Regions from separate parts of the Mus musculus genome. Here region 2 is linked to region 1. The links are chromatin loops, found by intact Hi-C in ENCODE. Cell type or tissue: left cerebral cortex. All regions are shown on one strand. Each heading gives the region's core, and the rest is flanking DNA. Links, peaks and the distances in the headings are about the cores only.

Region 1 (11,048 bases), core at 1,785-9,784:
AGAAACAGTACTTCTAATTAGAGAAATTTTTCCCATACAAAACAAGGTTTTGATGGATTTTTTTGTAGTATTTTACAACACATTAATGGAGTTACTTGGCTTATTCTTTAAGTAGCAAGATAAGCAACAGAGAGCAAGAATTAATATTAATATAATCATTATATTCCAAGCACAAAGAATGATGTCTATTATAAACTAAATATTTAATAAGTGAAGTGGGATAGAATAACCTCAGGGGAGGGAGGCAGGAAAGGTGTATAGAAGACACAGGACAGTTCTAGATGTGCACTATCCAGAATAGCCACTAATGTCATGTGAGTTCAATATCGGCTAGCAGAAGAAAATTCAATTCCTGAGTTAGAGTAGCTAGCTATACTTCAGTCAGAAAATTAATGTTGCTTTCTTTTTTCTTTTTTCTTTTTTTTTGGTTTTTCAAGACAGGGTTTCTCTGTGTAGCCCTGGCTGTCCTGGAACTCACTCTGTAGATCAGGCTGGCCTTGAACTCAGAAATCCGCCTGCCATCGCTTCTCAGCCTTTTGGCTAAGATCAAGTGTAGAAATCCGCCTGCCTCTGCCTCCCGAGTGCTGAGATTAAAGGCGTGCACCACCACGCCCGGCATACGTTGCTTTCTTCTTATACATACATTTGTATGAATTTTTTAATCATCTCAACTTCTGAGAAAGATAACTTTGAATAATTGAAAGAAAATTTTGATACTGTTTCAAATTCTTTTAAATTTGAACTCACCATGAATCTCCTTGATACGCAGTGTATTCTGATGCATTCCATATTTTAAAATCAACTGTTCCAGATAGTAGAATGTTTTCTTGTGTAGAGTCTAAAGCATTATAGAATCAATAAATGCCAAAAAATGCATTTAGAAATAAAGTATAAATACATACACCATCTACAGATATAGAGCTCTGATTTTTCAAACAAAAAAAAAACTTTAAAAATTAACTAAAACATAAAATAATAATGTATTTCTAAAGTTGAATGTTCCAGGAACCTAGACTCCAGTTATGCATACAGGACATAGGGAAATGAGAACATGTTATCAGCTACTGAAAATGGACAGTGACCACATGAAGCTCAGGGAGGATGACCAAAGAGTGGATACCTCAGTCCTTCTTACAAGGGGGAACAAAATAATCACAGGAGCAAACATGGAGACAAAGTGTGGAGCAGAGACTGAAGGAAAGGCCATCCAGAGACTGCCCTCCCCTGTCCCCCTCCCCCATCCATCCCATATACAGTCACTAAACCCAGAGGCTATTGTGGATGCCAATAAGTGCTTGCTGACAGGAGCCTGATATAACTATCACCTGAGAGGTTCTGCCAGAGTCTAACAAATGCAGAGGCAGATGCTTGCAGCCAACTATTGGACTGAACATGGGGTCCCCAATGGAGGAGTTAGAAAATGGACTGAAGGAGCTGAAGGGGTTTCCAAGCCCATAGGAAGAACAACAATATCAGCCAACCAGAGCCCCCAGAGCCCCCAGGGACTAACCCACCAACCAAAAAGTACACATGGAGGAACCCATGGCTCCAGCCACATATGTAGCAGAGGATGGTGTTGTTGGGCATCAATGGGGTTGAGGTCCTGTGAAGGCTGCATGCCCCAGCCAGGGTGGGAGGGGCACCCTCATTGAAGCAGGGGAAGGGGGAATGAAATGGGGGGGGGTTCTTCAGTGGAAACTGAGAAAGGGGATAACATTTGAAATGTAAATAAAGAAAATAACCCAAAAAGAAAAAAAAAAATCAATCAATCAATGAATAAAATGTATTTTAAAAAAAGAAAAAAAGAAAAGAAAATGGACAGTGATGAAATTCAAGACTCAGGATTCACTCATCATCTTTTTTCAATACCTTTTGCCTGACTTGGATCACAGCCTTCCAGAAATCCTTAGCTTCCACTCTATGGCAGTCTCCACACATTTGGGACTGAACAACATAATCCACCACAAACACTTGCTGCAGGATAGCACCATTCATCACCTGGAAAAGAAGGCAATTGCACTCCTTCACTCCTAGTTGTTCAATAGTGAATATTCTAATTTTAAAAATTAGTAACTTAAATGTTTTCTATGAATGCATTAAGGACATCAATAAGTCAAAGTTAAAATTATAAAACTAAGTATACTACATTTGGGGAAGAGGGTGCACAACCAAGGATTAAATATGGGACCTTATGCATGCTGATCAAGCTCTCTACCCCTGAGCCATGTCCTTCAGTGGTTACACTGTTTTAAGAAAGGGACACATGAAATCCAAAGATTAGATTATCTTTTTAAGTTTACCTCATGAAAATGTGGTTGTGAACATATTCTCTTAATAATGTGGAGGTAGGAATGTGGTTTGATTGTACAGTGCTTGTCCCTAGTGCTTGAAGCCTTGAGTTTGATTCTCACCACCACACAAAGCCAGGCATGCTGGCACACACCTATAATTCCAACACTTGGGAAGTAGAAGCAGGATGATCAAAAATTCCAAATCACTCTTGACTATTTACTGAGTTGAGAACTAAATCTAAAAACATTTTTCAGTTGTATAGACATGTATATGATATATGTGTATACATATATGCCTATGTGGCACACAAAGAATTCACTTTCAGAAGAACATATGGGTAAGCATGGTGGTACATACACCTTTTTTCCAGCACTCAGAAGTAAAAGCAGGAGATCTCTGAATTCCAAACCAGCCTAGTCTACTAAGCTCTAGGCCACCAAGTACTAACTACCTAGTGAGAACCTATCTTAAACAAAAACAAAACCTTTATTTAAAGAGACTATTGAACACACCAATTCTGAGCAATTGTAGCTAGTCACCTAATCATGTCAGAAGACCAAAAGATAACAAAAGACTAAGACTTAGATTGTATTCTTCCTTTTAAGCCATTTAGTCCATAAAATAATTTAACCCTAGTCCCTCATTCTCACTACGTGTACTTTAACCATGTTTAGAAAAAGTGAGCAGCTTACCTCTTTCTGAATTGTCAATTTAACTTTAAGTCTCTTGGAATGGGGCTCAGTCCAAACAAAGCCTGCATCGACAAGCCGAACCTTCAATAGGGGAAAAAAAGAAATATAAGTCCCCACCAGAGAGGTGGAAAGATGACTGACTATCTCATTAATAAGCAGACTCTCAACAGAGATGCTTAAACCAGCAGCTAATAGGAATAGATGTAGAGACCCACAGCCAAACATTAGGCAGAGAGCACACTAAAATTGGAGCTCTACCAGGTCCTTCCCATGAAGCTCAGGGAACCCCTGGAAAGGGGTGGGGGACTGTAGGAGCCAGAGGTAAGACACCAGGAGAACATGGCCCACAGAATCAACTGAGCAAGCTCACAGGGGCTCACACAGACTGAAGCAGCAATCATGAAGGCTGCATGGGGCTACCTGGGGCTGCACTAGGTCCTATACATATCTTATATAGCTTGGTGTTTCTGTGGGACTTCTAACAGTAGGAGTGTGAAGTGTTTTGTCTGTTCTTGGGGCCCTTTTCCTCCTACTGGGTTACTCTGCCCAGCCTTGAGGGAGATATGTGCCTAGTATTACTGTATCTTGTTACTCTATTCCATGTTCGGCTGACATCCATGGGAAGCCTGATCTTTTCTGAAAGGAAATGGAGGAGTGCATCTGGGGAAAGGGGGAGGTGGCAGAGAAAATTGGGAGGCGTGGAAAGTGGGGAAATTTCTGTCAGGATGTATTTTATGAAAGAATTTTTTAAAAAAAGGAAAAAAATTAAATAGACTCATAAGATCTTTGAAGGAACATGTGATTAACATCATTGCAATCCATCACTATAAAACCATGGCAACAATGGCAGCAAATGAAAGGGCAACCCAATGACTGTGCTATTATATTGAGCAAGAATTAAAAGTAGCTTTCAGAGGGGGGAAATTTATTTAAAGAAAAAAAAAAAGTATTCCTCTTCAGACAGAAATTTACTTTTTCGTAAGAAAATGAATTGGTGCCTTTATTACCCAAAAGCAACCTCACAAACATAAGCTTCCACTCAAGTTAATATCTTTCTACATTACTCTGTGGCTTCTTTATTTTTTCCTTTAAAGAATGGACATTTAGGGGAGGGATGGCTCAGTGGTTACAAGCCCTGGCTGTTCTTTCAGAGGACCTGGGTTCAATTCCCAACACCTACATGGCAGCTCACATCTGTCTGTAACTCTAGTTCCAGAGGATCTGAAACTTTCACACAGACATACACGCAGATAAAACATCAATGACCATTAAAAAAAATTTACAGAATGAGTTTCAGGGTGTCTGTGTGTAGGGGGATGGACATTATTTTGGGAAATGTTCATATACTGACTACATAATTTTAATACTTCTAGATCAGGAGCTAAAAACAGCTTGCTATTCTTGATACACTGAACATAATGCAGTAAGGCTAGAATGAAAACTTTAAAACAAAGAAACAGAGAGAAAAAGAATGGAGGCTTTATAATAATCAAAGTAGGAACCCGAACTAAGAGGAACCAGAAATAAGCAAAGCAAGAGCTACTTAAAAGATAATTCTATAGGATTAATTTAATACTTATATATTAGAAAGAGGACGAGAACACACACTAGTACAATACCCAAGTAGCAAGCTTAAACAGCTAGATATTACAATTTTTTTGACATAAATAAACAACAGATTTAATGGACAAAGAGCCCTTCCTGGCATCTATGACATACATTAAGTAGACAGTTTGATACTGGTCTGAAGGTACACAGAAAAATCTGTTAAGTAATACACTGAAAAGTGTGAACAGGCAGATTATAACTGTACCAGATACTATCTAGTGATAGCAAGACTAGCCAAGGCAAATGCAGTACTCAAGAATAAAACCCAACTAGTATGACTGAGTGAGCTACAGCAAAGTCCAGTAGTCAAGAAATTAAATCAGAATAGCAAGCAGTTCCTAACCACCCTTTTTCCCCTACCCCCCCAGTGTACCCCTCCCTGCCTCCAGTTAGTAAGTATCTGCAGGAGTTAGGTGGAAATGTACAAATGTACAGAGCACTAAATAAGTCTGCCTTCTCTCCTAAAGCCTCTAACCTCCATCTGCAGGAATGTAGAGACCTTGACATTCACTTCAGCATTCCCTTAACAGGCTCAGCACACTTGTTCTTAGAGAAGCCATTGTCAACTTTATTAAGTCCTTTGTCCTTTAACGTAATTCCAGATACCTGAGTCTCCCTCTCATTTCCTACAATCCAATTCCCATATGGTTCTTCAGTCTCTTCTGTACCCACTTAACATTTTGAAATCCTAAAATCCTTTTACTATGCTCTCTACTTATAACAACAACAACAATCAATGGAGCATTCTTTTCCCTTTCTAGTCATCCTGACTGTACTGCTTCACTCCAGGCAATTAAAAAGTCCAAGGGCAAGATGAATCAATAACTTGAAAGATTTCAGAACTAAAAAATAATATTGAAGGCTCACTCAGTGGGTGAGAGCACTTGCTGTTCTTCTAGGGCACCCACAAATCAGATCACAACCATCTGTAACTCCAGTTCCAGAGGACCCAACACCCTCTTCTGACTTCCAAAGGTACTGCACATACATAATATACAGACACATACACATGCAAAGCATCCATACAAATAAAAATTTTAAATCTCAACAAATTTTTCTAATAAAATAAAAATACTACCTTTCAACAAAGGTCAATATAAAAAGTAAGAGAGTGTGTGTGTTTGTGTATTAAAATATTGTGTGGGACTAGCAAAATGGTTCAGTGGTAGAATCCCTGATAATTTATGGCAAAGACACTTGGTTCAATTTCCAGCCTCAAAAAACAAAAGGAAAAGAACATAAGAGAAAAAAAACAAACAACAGCCACCATAATAAAGCAAAACCCACAGCAAAGGATTTTCTGAAAATGAGTGTTTCAGTGAAAAAGTACAGCAATATTAACTACTGACCTACCTTACTCAGAGGAGCTTTAATTTTTTTCAAACACAAAGCAAGAAGTTCCCTGGACTCTAAAGCACACTGTACCCATGATGCTGGTGGCTGAAAATATCTGAAAGAAGATAACATTCTAAAGTTTGCCGCTTTTCAGGAAAAAACAGGAATTTCCATTAGTAGAAAGAAGTGATACTGATTATTAATCAGGAGTAATACTCTACTCTAAAGCTTTACCCCATGAGACCAGTGTCTTTAGTTCAAAACTAATATTCTAATATTTGGAGAAAGCCAATCTGAGATATGTTATGTATTTTGTCGTTTCAATTATTAAAAATAGAAGTTAAGAGAGCACTGAGTTAAGAGAGCTCTGAAGATGGCTCAGAGAGTAAAAGGGCTTGCTACCAGGACTGACAACCTGAGATCACATGGTAAAAGGAGAGAACCAACCCTATGAATCGTCCTGTGACCGCCATATGCATAGTGTGGCCTAGTGCGCACACATACCAAATAAATGCATACGTGTTAAAAATAAATAAATAAAATATCCCAGTAAGGAGGGCTGGAGAGATGGCTCGGTAGTTAAGGGGGACTGAGGTGGGGTTCCTAGCACTCACTGTTGGGCAGCTCACAAATGCCTGGAACTCTAGCTCCAGGGGGATTCAATGCCTCTGGCCTTTAGGGACACCAAACGTGCACACAGCTACACATAAATGACTTTCTTTTTAAATTCCAGTAAACACGGCAATATTTCCAAAATTTCTTTGAAGGAACACTGACCAACAGGTAAGAATTATCTTAAATGACTCTAAAATTATTTATTTTATTCTTCTAAAATGTTTGCGAAACATTTTTCTCATACAAAAACAGGAAAATTAGTACACATAGAAATGTATATCAAAAGTTCAGTCATCAAGTTTCATTTCAATTTTTAAGCTGAAAAAGACAAGTTTTCAAAATAAGCCTCAGTAAGTCAAGCACGGTGGTGCACGCCTTTAATCCCAGCACTCGGGAAGCAAAGACAAACTGAGTTCCAGGTCAACCTGGTCTATAGAGCAAGATAAGGGCCAGGATAGTCAGGGCTACAGAGAAATTTTATCTTGAAAAAACAAAATTAATTAAACCTCATTATAGTAAAATACAAATCCTTTCTGTAAATTATGAATTTTTTTAACCCAGTCTTCCAAGGTCCAGTACACAGAGGTTATTAACAATGTCTGCTAAATACTTTCACCTGAGTTATGTAATGCTTTCTTGCCATGGTATTAAATGGTTAAACACTTTAATTTTCCTGTTTCAAGGTTCAATAAAAACCATTTGTTTATAAGTATTTTCAAAGGATGTTTCAAATACTATTTATCATCTAATAAAAACCCTTCATTCTCATGAGAAAATTGAGACTCAGACTGTATCTAAGCATGACAGAAAACTAGTTTGATAGAAACTTCTAATATTTTGGGGGTCCTGCTTCTTTGTCTAATACTTTTAAAACTTCACCATGTATTTAATAATAAATATTCATAACAGACCAAAAGCCTCATACTTACCAGGCTCACACACTGTAAACTCCCTAAAATAGTACACTAAATTCATGGGCTTATTTATATATGTGCAGAGATTTGGGGAAATACATTTTGAATTCTTACAGAGGTCCACAGACAATTTCCACATACACAAAGCAAATGCTAAACCTATCTGGGAAGTCACAGGCATATAATTTTTATATTCACTGACAAGGTTTAAGTCTCTCACTAGACATATGGATAGATGTAAACAGATGTAGCCAACAACTAAAGGAACGAAACTGAAGAAAGAATGCATCAGCTCTCAGAAGGCGTCTTCTACTGTCAGATTCAGTATCTCACTTTTATACAAATATTTTTTCTATCCTTACCAGATTAGTAGGACAGTAGAAAGCACAGCATAAAACTGCAAATTATTATATCCTTGGTAACATCAACTAGGTAAAAATTAACACTCAACAGCACGTTTCATTCCGTATACTTCAGAGTAATCTCAGCATAACACAGTGGCTCTCTGTATGAAGACCAACTTAAGGAAGCTAAACAAGTAGTAATGTACTGTACCTCTGACACTGTTTGCAGAAAGAAATGGAGACCTGCTTTGGAACACCTTGGCTGATGTCAACTTTACTTCGTAAACAGGCCACACAAATATTGGCAGGATTTGGACTAATTGGGACACCACATTCACAGCACAAGCTTGAGAAAATAAAGCAGATTTTTTCCAATTAGATTTTATACATTTACTAGTCAAAAACAAAACAAAACAAACAAACAAAAAACCCCTACCAAGCCAAAGCCTTCAAGATTCTACTGTTTAAAGTGGGGGAGGAGACACTTAATGGGTCAAAGTGCTTCCAGCTCTTATAGCAAACTGGGGTCAATTTTCAGCACACAAGAGGCAGCTCACAACCATCTGTAACTCTAGTTCCAGGAGAGTCTACCACTCTTCTGATGTCCATGGCCTCTTACATGCACTTAGCACACACACATACACTCACGAATAAAATAAGTTGATTTGTTTTTAAAAGACAAGTGGGGTGTGGGGGGAAATCTTTTTCGTCTTAACAACCAGGAAGCAGGGCACACAGATCTGTGAGTCTCACGCCAGCCAGAGCTTCATGAGAGTCTGTCTCGAAGAGGGGAAAAAGGCAATCTTAAAGACAGAGTGAAGAAGAATCCTGAAACATCGGCAAAAATCAAAGGGCCATAATTCTGAAAATGCTTAAAGAGGGCACTGTGCGACTTTGTCATGCTAATGAACTTCATGCAATGATAGAAATGTCCTAGTCCCTCATCTCTTCTTTAAAATTGGAAAACTAAGAAAAAAAGAAATTAGCAATGCAAATAGTCTAACAACAATAGCAAACACTAATGTGCACATAAATTCAACAATATAAACAAAAGACAGCCAAGTGTGATGGTGCAGACCTTTACCCAGCACTTGCGAGGCAGAGGCAGAGGCAGACAGATCTCTCTATGAGTTCCTGGTAAGCAGGACTTAACATGGTAAGACTGTCTCAAAAGCAAAAATAAACAACAAAGAGAAACAAACAATATATGTAAGATCCGTTTCTCGTTTCTCTTGCATCTGACTCGGCTAGTGGGTGCCCCCTTTGTTCTGAGCATCTACAATGCGTAGATGCGAACAGGCCCCCTTTACAGGGACCCACAATGAACAGTAAAGGAAAATGTACGTATTCCATGAAAACAGAAAGGAGATTATTAAGGAAAGGAAAGGGACCTGTGAGGGGGTAGGAGGGTTAAGGAAGATCAATGGTAGGGTAAATATGAACGCTGTACAATGTTAAATATGCGGACCCTCCTATATACATGAAAATATAATGAAACCCTGTATTTTATGTTACAAAGTAATTTTTAAAAGGAGAAATAGACAAAAATACAGGACAAGAAGAGCACCTATGCCTACCGATGCTCTAAGCTACAGGAGTATAACTCTATAGTGTACTGGAGGCAGAAAAATTTTGTGAAGCAGGCCTGACATAATCGCAGCACTTGGGAGGCTAAGGCTGAAGGGACAAGGCTCTCAAGGTCAGCCGTGGCTACAGAGTGAATTCCAGGGCCAATCTAACAGGACTGGCTCCATCGAAAGTAAGATTTCAACGAAACAGCAGAAAAAGTCTGTGAACCTCCGCCACCGTGGCCCACGGCTGCCCAAAGAAAACTAAGATAATCTTCCAGTGGTGGCCACTAGCTGCACGTGAGCACCGCATACCATGTGGCTAGCACGACAGAGGAGCCGGGTGACAACCGTACACGTCCACTCGTGCCCCTCTAGGAGGACGTCTTCTCAAAGCACTCATTTTTTTCTACACCGGACTTAAAATGGGGTAGACTTCCTATGCGATCAAGACCCAACCGTTTTCTCCCACCGAGAAAAGGACCTCTCCTGCTAGCGTTAACCGTTTTCTCGGTATTTTACGATCTGCAGACGCCAAGGGATCGATCAGGGCGGGCTCGCAACTCACATGTGTCCCGGGCTGTGCTCAATGGACTCTGCCATGTACTCCATGGTTCGCGCGCGACCTATCAAGGGGAGGGAAGGACCGGTGAGACTTGGATCCATCAGGTCGAGTCTCCTGAGTTCGGGGACAGCCATGCGTGCGGCACACAAGCCCGGGGGTCGCGAGCCGCCGCCCAGCACGGCCCTTCCGCCCTCCTCCGCGCCGCGGCTCCGCATGCGGCCGGCCTCGGCCCCACACCCACGCCCCGGCGCCCGTGCGGGCCGCTCGCAGCCCGGGTACAGGGCCCGGCTCGCTCCCTCGTCTGGCCGCTGTTGGCGCAGGAGCCGGGTCTCCCACCCAGAACCTACCAGCAGCTCCGTGACAGGGCGAAATACACCCACAGCGGGCAACCCGCCGGCCAGGACGCACTACCGGCTACCTCAGCCGCGCTACACACCTACGAAGATCTCGCGATAGGAGAACCGGAAATCCCGCGTGCTGAAGGGTGCGGGAGAAGGGGACGGGTGGGCGGGGTCAAAGAATACACGTGTAGCAAGGGGCGGGGCCTATGGAGTGAGTGGGTGGGGATACGGGAGACCGGGCGAGCTGAGCAGGCTCGGGACAGTGATTACAACAGTTTGGTGTCTGTGATAGGCTCACCGTTCCACCCGCCCCCGTATCTTTAAAATGCACTTCTCAGCTCCTGGGGAGAGGGCTCAGCAGTTAAAAGCAGTTGTTCTTACAAAGGACCTGGGTTCAATTCCCAGCACTCACAGGGTGGGCTCACTGACGTCTAGAGTTCCATTTGGAGAGGATCTGCCGCCCTCTTAACTCTGAGGCCACCAACCACAAACTTGGTGCATATATATTCATGCGGGCCAAACACTCAAATACATAAAATACATGGATCTTTCTAAAGAAACATGGCCACTGTAAATATCACCATGGACAACTTAAGAGTATCGAATCGCTGTTTACTAAACAGTTGATGCAAAAAGAAAAAGAAAAGAAAGAAAAACTGAAAACTCTCTATTATATTGCAAACACTGTACTTTTAATAGTAAGCAGAAAATATAAAATGTTTTTCATTAAAGAAAAGTATTATTCTTAAAGAAATCATCTGAAACATATTTTTC
Region 2 (11,048 bases), core at 1,617-9,616, 720 kb after region 1:
GAACCCGAAAACTGTTGGTATTAAATCACAGGTTTAATCCAGATTTCATTTACTTTATACTGATACTAATTCAACAGATTAAATATTTTTCTTGTATTCTTTAACAGATTCAGATGTATATAACGAATTTTAATCCTTTTCACCTATTGCTTGTTTTATTTCCCCTGAATTATGTATGGCCATAGGCTGACAACCATTTTAAAGTGAGATAAAAAATAAATTGCTTTACAAAGGACTAGATACTTCTCCAAGTTGTTTGGTTTATTTCTCAAAAATCTCTAAAAGTTTAAACCAAGCAAACACAAATTTCAGCCTATTCAAAATATATCTGAATGAGAGCCAAGGAAGGCGAACAAGACCTCAGCATATCTACAACAACCCACTCCACTCAGATAACCTTGGTGACTGTTAAAAAGCTTCAAGAAGAAACAATTTAAGGAAAATATTTAGGGGAAATACTTTTCTGGTAGTGGTAGGGTCTGCGAGTAAAGATTGTGTATGATTGTGTGTGTGTGTGTGTGTGTTTGTGTGTGTAGGGAGACAGGATTCCCTTTCCTAAACAGCATTTCCTATCATTAATTAGAAGTAAACCATCATAAAAATTTGCAATCATATACATAATAAAGGAAATCAAGTTATAAGTCCATCTTAGCATTAAAGTTCATTTATTCTTAAAAGGCTCCGTGTCATATTTAATTTTGGATTAATTAAACAACAGGTACTAGACTATCATGACTTATTGGCAATCTAATTCTCTAACTCAAATGTGCAACAGAATGAATTCAGAAGCAAAATTCTGATAGATGCTTCTGTGTAGTTAAATTTCTTTATATGTAAAACATCCCCACCAGCATCCAATTATCTGTTACTTTACTATGGGCACTTATTTTTTAAGGTTCTTTTCCGTTGCTTTTTGAACCATGAATTTTTCTAAGCTATTAAACAGATGCCTGTCCCCTACCATTTCAAAACATACTTCATCACGGTAGTTCAAACCTTAGAAAATTTCATCTCTCTCTCTCTCTCTCTCACATAGCTACTAATTATTACATTTTAGAGTCAATTATTGCATTTTAAAAATTAAAATGTTTATCCTAAAGCAAAAAAATGTACAACTTTTCAAATGAAGCCCATATTTATAGTGAGTGAATGCTGAATTAGCACTTAGGGCCCCTACATCACTGTATTCTTCCAAAAAGCTGAAGTAAATATGTTCACAGAAGCAAAATCCATTTCTTATTGCTCTAATTATACACAAAGTAAAATAAAGAACAATTCAGATCTACAATAACAAAATGTGGCATGTTTCCTTTTCTTGCTTGAAGGTGCAAGTAGAAAATCTTACCTTATCAATTATCTTTTGAAAATGAACTTCTACAGTACAACTCTGAATATCCTTGTGTTCATCAGAATTATGTATCAGTACCGATAGCTTTTTAGACCTTATTTTTTGTGCTCGATAGCCAAACACAAAAAGCATGGAATCAATAACATTGGATTTTCCACTGCCATTTGGTCCAATAATACAGGAAAAGCGCTGCATAAAAGTAAATTTTTAAAAATTTAAATAGTCACACTTAATACTAATTTTAAACTACTCCATAATTTAATTTGTAATAAAAATCAAAGGTATCATTAAAAGTTTTCATTAGAAGATAAACACTTTTTCTTTCTTTCTCTTTAGAAATAAAAGCAGTTTATTAAGAAAAGGAAAGCACCCTAGGAATGGAGTGGGCCAGGGAACTGAAGGAAAACACAATCTGAGTTTTCTTACATCATGTTCTTCAATAGCACAAGCTTCACCATTTAAATAAAAACCACCTTCAAATTCTAATCCCGACATTTTACAAAACTCATTAGCACAGTCAACGGGGAAAACATTCCCTTCTAACAAAAACAGATTCCATTCAATATGCAAATATTGCTAAAGATATACCAAAGACATCAGATAAAGAAAAACTCATTCCTGTTGTTGAAGTCACAGGCAACATACTGTCTGTGCGTCTATGAGCATATGTGTGTAAAGAGTCAGGACCGTTAGAACACTGAAATATCTTGTAATTAAAGATGTATTCCACGTTATCTGAGCAGGCAGTACCTTATGGAAAGGTCCCAGAACTTTCTCTCCAGCATAGGACTTGAAGTTTTGGTTTACAATATGAGTTATCATGAGACGAGGAGCTCCAGCTTCACTGGCCATGGCTGGAGGTGGGGGTGGAGGGATACTATTCAAAATCTCCTCTAAACTTCTGTTATCCAGCTCCTCACCTGGAGGCTCTAGGTTAAGGGAGAGGCAAAGAGGGGAAAGCCTACATTAGTGTAATTAGTTGAACGTCTATCATCTGCTAGTATTTAAAGAACACAATGGAGGGATGTTACTTAAAGAAACCTAGGAATTTATCTTCCATACAAACATATCCTAAACTCATGGGGATGGATAATCCTTCAGATTAGTTTTATGTAAAATAAAATTCGTGAAAGCAATCAGACCAGTCACAAAATGTGTGGTATACACATTGTACTTAGAGGAGTCAAAATACTCAATATACCATAAAGAAAACCTTGCAACAAACGGATTCCCTGATGCAGGAGATGCAACCCTAACAATCGAAAATCCAACTCTCCACATGGCTCAGCTTAAGAAACTCACAAACTTCAGTAACATGGTGACAGGAATTTCACAGTAGCTCTTAATTTCTACCCTCCGCCTGCTCTACGCTCTCAATTATACCTTCTCTTTAAAGGCAATCTAGGGGGCCCAGCAATTTTTTTCTTGTGTAGAACCCAAGTTTGGTTTTCAGCACCCACAATGGGATGCTCGAGGTTCATGCCCTCCAGGGGCACCTGCACTCATGTACATATGCCCGCGTCACCCAACACTGACACACTTTATAAAGTAAAAATTAGTATTGCGCCCCAAAAGACAATCCAACAGTAAAGGGCGAGTCACGCAACTCCACATCACATTCACTCCAGTCTAAGGGCGCAGAGGCGCTCAGCACCCATGCCGCTTTCAGCGGAAATATGAGAAAGAGGTCAGTACTACTCTAAAACACAGAAACTCACAACGCAAGTTTTCCGCTCACTCTCATATCTTCCAGAACCGTTAGAGCAAACTGCATGGAATTCCTCTGAAAACCAAAGAACGGCTTTCCGGAGCTTCCCAAATCAACCTGTCGTCGCCTGCGCCCCGCCACCCTCAGAGGGTCTCCACAGGCTTCCGACGCACGGGGATCCCGACCTGTCACTCACTTGCGGGTGCAGCGCTCTCCGCTTCGCCGGCCGGTTGCTCCATCTCTTCGTCGCTGTGGGCACCGTCCTGGGAGGGCGGCGGCCCTTCCTCCTGGTGGCAGGCAGTGGAGGGCTTGGTGCCCTTACGCCGCATGGTGGCTGCGGCAGAAGAGTCCCGAGTCAGGTCGGCCCGCAGCTCGCCGCTCAGGCCCCGCAGCAGCAGGACGGGCTCCGCCCAGGACCCACCCCGCCACCGCGTTCCCCAACGCCGCTAGCCAGTAGCGGGTCCCTAGGAAAGTGGCTACTAGGAACCCAGCAGTGGCAACCGGGCGGGACGGGTTTTCCCACGCCCCAGCTACGTGGGGAAACATAGCCGCGCCTGCCATCGCGCCCAGGACGGAGGAATTCGCTCAGGCCACCCCCGCCCCTGTGGAACCATCTCATAAGAGAAGGACGTCTGCTGACAAGTCTCCTCCCGTCGGGGCTGGGGAGTGAATGTGCTCGGAATCGGGGAGGGAGGGAGAGAGGTACAGAGTGGGAGAGAGAGAGAGAGACAAGTTCGTCCAGCTTCGGGGCTGCGTGGCTACTCTCCAGAGCAGCAGCGCCTGCCTGCCCGGGCGACTTGTCAACCCCCTCCCTTCTCCCCGCCATTTAGGTCCTGACGCCCGGACGGCCCTCGGAGAAGTCCAGGTCTCTTTTCCTCATCGCCCCAGCGGAGAGGATGGCCGAAGCCGGAGTCACCCGCCACACACTGCTGAACTGGACTCTGGCAGCGTCTGCTTGGGTTGGGTCACTTTCCGGGATAGTAGGGGGTCTAACCCTCCCGGGTCCGGGGCGGAGTCCCGATGGACGACAGTGTAAGCCATGCCAAGTGCCCAGGAGAGGCTCTGAGTGGGGCTGCAGTCCCCTTAGGAGACAGGACGGATCGGCCTGGGGGAGGGGACGCTCTGGCCGAGCCAGGCTCGCTGCCTCCCCCAGGAAGAGGCGCCGGAGCCGCCGCCCGGCCGCCGAGGGGGAGGGGTGACAGGCACGGGAGCTCGCCGAGCCGCCTCCGCCGCTCCAGCTCCAGGCCTTGGGGTTGCGGGCGCCCGCGGGGCAGGGAGGAGAAAGTGTGACAACCTGATCTAGAAGAGAAGGACTTCACCTGTCGGCGGGTCCACTCCGAGCCGGGCTGAAATGGTGGCACGGCCGACCCCCCGCCTCGCTCCTCCCGGTGTCTCGGCTCCGGGTCCTTCACTCGAAAATGGCGCCTAAAATCCAAACTCGAACGGAAATTCGTTACAAACGCGCGCAAGGGTTTCTGGGACCCGCGAATTTGAAAAAAAGTGCGGCGAGTCCCACCGCCATCTTCGGGCCGTTCGGGCGCATGCGCGGGCTCTACCCCAGGGACCGTGGCGCCGAGGGCCAAGTTACGACTGGGAAGGGAGAGCAAGCAGGGCTACGTCCTTTCTGTGGACTTTAACAGAAATGAGAGTTTCGCACTTCTAGAACGACAGCATTTGAAAAACTGGAGGAATTTGAAAAAGAAGGAAAAAAAACAAAACAAAACAAGCAGGGTCCCGCCTACAATTGTAGGCGGGTCCAAGTTGCCCAATAACACCTTCCAGGGAGAGGGCGGGCTCGGTTAGGGGCGGGGTCAAGAGCCCGCTCGGGTGACTGGCACCTAGCAAGTATCGCGGGAACATGGCAGGGGGAAACGCTCGCAGCGCTTAGAAATCACTATGGTGACGGAAAGGTCGGGAGGCTATTTGGTAACTAGTTCGAGCTCTGAGAGCAGTCGCCACCGCTTTCCTGGAACTTGAGGTAAATTTCTTCATCTCCAGAGCCTTTGAAGAAAGGGCTTGGAAGCGGTAGCGGTCATTAAGACCTAGCTTCTCTTGGTTAGATGGGATGAGCTTTGCGGGAGCATCAGTTATTTTCCATCTTCTTCCAGCCACCAGGGTGTTGATCTTGGGATGTGGAGTTTACAGGTAAAGCGAGGAAACCGGGATTATTGAGTTAACCTTGTAGTCCATTTATGAATAACAATGATTTTTGAACTATTTTGTGTAAGTGACACTACTGAAAGGTGTTGAGTTTAAATAACCATTTGGCCAGCAGGGCTCCTAGTGGGAGAAAGGATTCGCTGGTGATAACTAGTTACCGTTATGGGGGAATTAGTTCATAAGTAGCATTTGTCTTTGTTACACAGTGAAAGGAATAGCAAGGGTTGTTAAATGGATGCGGCAATTCCTAATCCCGAGCGGTTTAGTTTCCTTAATGGGCTTTTAACCTGAGTTTGAGGATAATGATGGTTGGGACAGAGTTTCTGACTCTCCGAAAATTGTATACCAAGTTTTGTGTGTTTTGGCATTGTTTTCCTGAATGTTTAGTGACCCTATAATTTTGAAAAACGGTCTGTATCACTCATCCTCCCCAATGTTAAAGAACCGCTGATTAATTTCGCTGCCCCCAGTAAGTATTTATACAGCAACTTTTAAATTGAGAGCTGTTAGCCTTTCTCTTTTTTTTTCCTCAACCTATTTAGGGTTTGGCATTTTAGAGCACCAATAAACCTTTTTTTTTTAAAAAAAAAGATTTATTTATTATTATAATCTAAGTATACTATAGCTGTCTTCAGGTGCACCAGAAAAGGGTGTCAGATCTCATTACAGATGGTTGTGAGCTACCATGTGGTTGCTGGGATTTGAACTCAGGACCTTCAGAGAAGAGCAGTCAGTGCTCTTAACCACTACTGAGCCATCTCTCCAGCCCACCAACCTTTAATGAATGAATTTACATTGTTCTAAAATATATTATGGCTTTGAGATGCCTAACACTTAGATTCAGTGATTCTCAGGAAGTGCTGGAGAGGACTACAAGTGTGGGAGTCTGGAGGAGTTTGGAGATTGGTGTGGTTTGAATAAACGTTTGCTAATATAATAATGTACCTTTATATTTCTAGTTGAAAATAAATTGTCTTCATAAAATAAATGTCACCATGAAGCTCAATGAATATTTTTTGGGGGGGGTATGGAGGACTAGTAGGAGTACCAAGAGGATAAAGGGATTCTTTTTAGGGGCTTCTGGAGTATTTTGTATTTTCAGAGGTTCTAAAATACAACAAAGCTGAGCGGAAGAGATACCTGCTATGAAAGAAGTAGACTGGGCCAGGGGAGATGTGTGGTGTTAGAAGCACTTACTGCTCTTGCAGAGGACCCAGGTTCTGTTCCTAGCACCAACATGGCTCTCAGAACCGTCTGTAACTCCAGTTCCAGGGATTCGGTGCCCTCTTCTGGCCTGGAGAGAGACATGCATGTGAACCACATCATGCAGAGAAGACACTCATACATGTAAAGTAAATGTAAGAAAAAGGTAGAATAGACCATATGGGAAGGTGTATATGCTAGTCAGAGCAGAACTTACTAGAAAGCTATAAGTAGGAAGCAGGAAGGCTGGAGAGACGGCTCAGCAGTGAGGACCACTGCTGCTCTCGCAGACCTGGATTTGGTCCCCAGCACCTATACTGAGAGTTTATACCTGCCTGTAACTCCAGTCCAGGGGACCTGACGCCCTTTTCTGCACAATGGTGGTGCTCGGCACACACATACGTGCATGCAGTATACACATTAAAAGTTAGAAAACAACCCTAAATCCTATTATTTCTTTGGATGTAGAATTGGGCAGTTTACTCATCAAGTGTCTCTGGGAATGTTAAAAATCAACAGATAATGTCTATCTCAGAGCAGTGTTTGTTCATCTAGTATACATAAGTATTTGATATTACTATGTGATGGCATTTGAGGAAGAGTAATTTAGGAAGGATCTTGAAAGGCAAATTAAGAATATAGCTACAGGCTGGGTGTAGCTTGGGAGATGAGGCAGGAAGTTTGCCATGCATTTAGAATACCTGGGCTATGTGTTGAGTTGGAGCCAGTGCTATAGAGTGAGAGTGTTTTTTAAAAAAAAAAAAAGGAAGACTTCTTAACAACTGAAATGGGTTATGTTGTTACAGGGAAAAGAAATCAGTCATAGGTTTAGATAGATCGATATTAAACACTCTTTCCTGAGTAGGGAAGAGTGCCTAGGCAAGAGAAAGGAAAGATTCACGGTTCTTTTGGACAGACTACTGCTGTTACAGGTTTTGGTGGTTAAGAGTATAAACCCTTAAAGACAGTCAAGTGCCGTTCTTTATGGATCTCTGAGTTAGTGAAAAGGCAACAGGTAAAACAAGCAGTAGTGCTGGCCACTGAGTCGGATGCTGGTATCAGTATGGAAAGTCTTAACTAACGTGGAAAGGAGTGGTCTTCAGTAAATCACTTAACGACAGCCTCAAATTTAAATGAACTTAACCATGCCCTGTCAGAACAAACATCTCCCTCCCTCTCTCCTTCCCTCTCTTCCTTGAAACAGGGTCTCATTATAGCTCAGACTAGCCTTGAATTTCCTATGTAGCCAAGGCTAGCTTTGAATTTCTATTTATCTGGACTTCGAGGCAAGCATCATCATGCCTGGCAGCACAGACATTTTTATAACAGCTATAAACTAAGTTGCGTAATGAAGAAGAGATATAACCGAGAGCTATAGAGTAGACGTAAGTCGGAATGTGAACATGATGAAATAGGCATTTAGGGATTAGGGATGTAGGCTTGGTTGGTAAAGTGCTTAAAGAGGCCCTGGATTTGATTCTCAGCTCTGCATAAAACCTATCATGGACAGTATACTCCTGTATTGCCAGCACTCAGGTGGACAAGGCAGGAGTAGAATAAATTCATGATTATTTTTCACAGCTAGTTTAAGGTTAGTCTGGACTATTAAGCTTCTGTCTCAGAGAAACAAAACAAATCTGTGTGTGTTGGTCCAGGCCTTCTAGCACCTGGGGGGCAGAAGCAGGTGCATCTCTGTGAGTTCAAGGCCAGTCTGGTTTATTATATTACTGAGTGTGATTAAAAATGTCAAACAGTATTGGGGGAGGGCATAGTGCAGTTGCAAGCGCCTGCTTTGTACCCAAAAAAGGTGAGGAAATAATTATCACTTCTCGTTGAGTTCTTCCTGTTATCCATCACTTATATATCTTCTTATATATCTTCCCAGAGAAGTGTTTTAGTACCCGCCAGCTTAAATCTATAACATCTTTTTCATTTGCACACAGGGATTGAATTGTATTTTACAAAAGTTTTGTAGTATGTGTACACGGTATGTGTATAGGCATGCTAAGGCACACATGTGGAGATCAGAGAACAACTTCGTGGAGCCCATTCCCTTCTTCCAGAGCCTTTAGGTGGGTTCTGGGGATTGAACTCCGGTCATCATGCTTGTGTGACAGGTTCATTTACCTGATGAGCCATCTTGCTGACCCTAAGTTTTATAATATTGCTATACATCTTGCTTTTCTTTTGAATATTATAGTTATCTTTCTATATCAATAGATAGCCCATTTGAAAAATAATTAATGTAGCATTGTATTTCGTTGGTGCAATATGATTCTTCAGTTTTGGTTGAATTAAAGATCACTGGTATCTGGGTGGTTGGGGTGTGTACATGCTTGTATGTGTGTGTGTGTGTGTGTGTGTGTGTGTGTACGTGTGTGTGCAGGTGCTGATGCCTGTTGTTGAAGCTGGAGGTAGATAATAGGCATCTTCTGTCATTTGCTATGTTGAGTTTTTCCCTTCTTAAAGACTTATTTATTTATTATGTACATGCTGTTCCATATGTGCCTGCGTGCTGGAAGAGGGTGCCAGAGTTCATTATAGATGGTTGTGAGCCACTATTTGGTGGAAATTGAACTCAGGACCTCTAGAAGAGTAGTCAGTGCTCTCAACCTCTGAGCCATCTCTCCAGCCTCACTGTGTTAGTTTTTGAGACAGGGTTTCTCATTGAACTCAGAAACAATTGGTGGGACCTCCTGGCAGTTCTGGGTTTCTGCATCTCTCTCCCTTGTGCTAGTGTTACAAGCATACGTGGGATTTTTCATGGGTGCTAGGGATCTGAACACAAGTCCTCATGCTTGCACGACAGTCAGTCCCTTTACCACTGAGCCATCCACACAACGTCACCTACTATCTAATATATATATTTTTAGATTAGTGAATTAGTGTCTTGCTAGAATTAATGGAACACCATGGCAAAAAGTTGTAAAATCCGTTAAAAATGATATGGGGGCTGGCAAGATGGCCCATCCAGTAGAGGAACTACATGGTGGAAGGAGGGACGCAGTCAGCTTCTGCAAGTTGTGCCGCTGTACAATTTACTAATTAATTACAATAATAATAATAATAATAATAATAATAATAATAATGAGATCAGAGAGTTAGCTTTTAGGTAAAAATTATTTCAGTGCAAGCCAAATGACACAAATTTTATCCCAGGAACTGACTTCTAAAAGTTGTCCTATTACTTCTAATGACAGCAATAATAAAATAGAATTTTAAAAAGAGATTATTTTAAAATGTGTTATGGGTGTTTTGATTGCATCTACATTCGTATTTCATGTGCATGCAGTGCCCGAGGAGCCCAAAAAAGGGGTCACTCCCCCTAGGACTGGAGTTATAGATGGTTGGGCGCTGACGTGTGGATACAGGGAACCAAGCCTCTGTAAGAACAGCAAGTGCTCTTAACTGGTGAACCACCCCATCTAAAAAACCTTTACAGAGAATATTGAAAACTGGGCTTAATGGTACATAGTTAACATAGTACATGTGAGCTTCAGGCAAGAGAATCAGAAGTTCAAGGTTATCTTCAGCTATATCGCCATGTTGGGGTCAGCCTGGGCTACATGAGACCCTGTCTCAAAATAAAAAGGTAATATTGGAGTGTAGATATTACTCATGGGTAGAATTGTAAAGAAATAGACATACTACAATGATCAGTGTAACTTACAGAGAGTTTATTTTGGCTGACAGCCCTAGACCCTAGAGGGTTAGAGGCCAGCATGGCAGCGGGCAGTAGGTTTGGTTAGCAGGAACAGGAAGCTCAGAGCTCACATCGAGACCCCAAAGCAGAGAGAACTAGCACATATTATTAAGCTTATTTTAGCAAGCACATAGAGGAATTACGCTGAGGCGAGGGTTGGAGGTCCTTACTAATTGAACTGTACTATCATGCATAAGCCTGTTGCCTTTGATGGTAAAATGTCTTCGTCTTTTCTAGGAAATAGTGAGCCTGCCCCTATTTTTCTTCTCAGCTATACAGTGGACCTTAAATTTAGTTTGCTAGCAGCTCTAATGGAACTTAACTGAATAATTAAAAAAAAATCTGCCTTTCTTATTTTTTATTGAAGAGCCATAAAAGAACTCCAAATAGAGTTATCAACTTTGGTATTTGATGTGTGTGTGTGTGTGTGTGTGTGTGTGTGTGTGTATGAGAGAGAGAGAGAGAGAGAGAGAGAGAGAGAGAGAGAGAGAAACAGACAGACAGACTTGCCATGTGTGTTGGTTTGAAATGAGGCATGTTCTCCATAGTCTTGGGCATTTGAACACTTGGTCACCAGTTGGTGGTTGGTGGTGGTGTTTGGAGAAGTACAGGTGGTACAGCCTTGCTGGAGGAGGTATGTCATTGGTAGTGGGTTTTGAGGTTAAAAGCCCAGAGCCATTTCCAGGATTATACTCAGCTCATTAGGTTTGGCAGCAGGTGCCTTTACCCCCTCAGCCATCTCCCCCCCCCCCACCGCCCCCACAAGGTTTCTCTGTAGCCCTGGCTGTCTCAGAGATCCACCTGCCTCTGCCTCCCAAGTGCTGGGATTAAAGGCGTGCGCCATTACTACCTAGCCCCCTTAGCTCTCTTGCTAGCCCCAAATTCTACTTTTTGATACTATTGGATAAATATCCCTAATCTAAAAT

What was found. Peaks named below come from ENCODE experiments on the same cell type or tissue, not always from the same donor. Only the 100,000 strongest peaks of a DNase experiment are listed, where the experiment ranks them.
Region 2: it touches region 1 in a loop (4-fold over the local background); 3 of 42 quality-filtered maps call a loop at or near these places.

The regions. Positions count from the first base shown.
Region 1 is chr3:69,721,355-69,732,402 of GRCm38, reverse strand. Nmd3 (NMD3 ribosome export adaptor) reads right to left here and starts at 10,348. Exons shown (of 16, transcript NM_133787.2): 1 at 10,281-10,348; 2 at 9,937-9,994; 3 at 8,012-8,146; 4 at 5,946-6,042; 5 at 2,985-3,065; 6 at 1,870-1,998; 7 at 748-838. The coding sequence starts at 9,980. It also overlaps the pseudogene Gm52662. In left cerebral cortex, for the core only: a CTCF peak has its summit at 5,565; a DNase peak (open chromatin) is centred at 9,692; H3K4me3 peaks cover 1,311 bases; H3K27ac peaks cover 559 bases.
Region 2 is chr3:68,998,418-69,009,465 of GRCm38, reverse strand. Ift80 (intraflagellar transport 80) reads left to right here and starts at 4,896. Exons shown (of 20, transcript NM_026641.2): 1 at 4,896-5,034. Smc4 (structural maintenance of chromosomes 4) reads right to left here and starts at 4,728. Exons shown (of 24, transcript NM_133786.4): 1 at 4,376-4,728; 2 at 3,253-3,390; 3 at 2,099-2,277; 4 at 1,346-1,537. The coding sequence starts at 3,385. In left cerebral cortex, for the core only: CTCF peaks have their summits at 3,392, 4,488, 5,287, 6,495 (motif pointing left) and 2 weaker places; DNase peaks (open chromatin) are centred at 3,985, 4,043, 4,557, 4,890 and 1 more place; H3K4me3 peaks cover 2,978 bases; H3K27ac peaks cover 1,564 bases.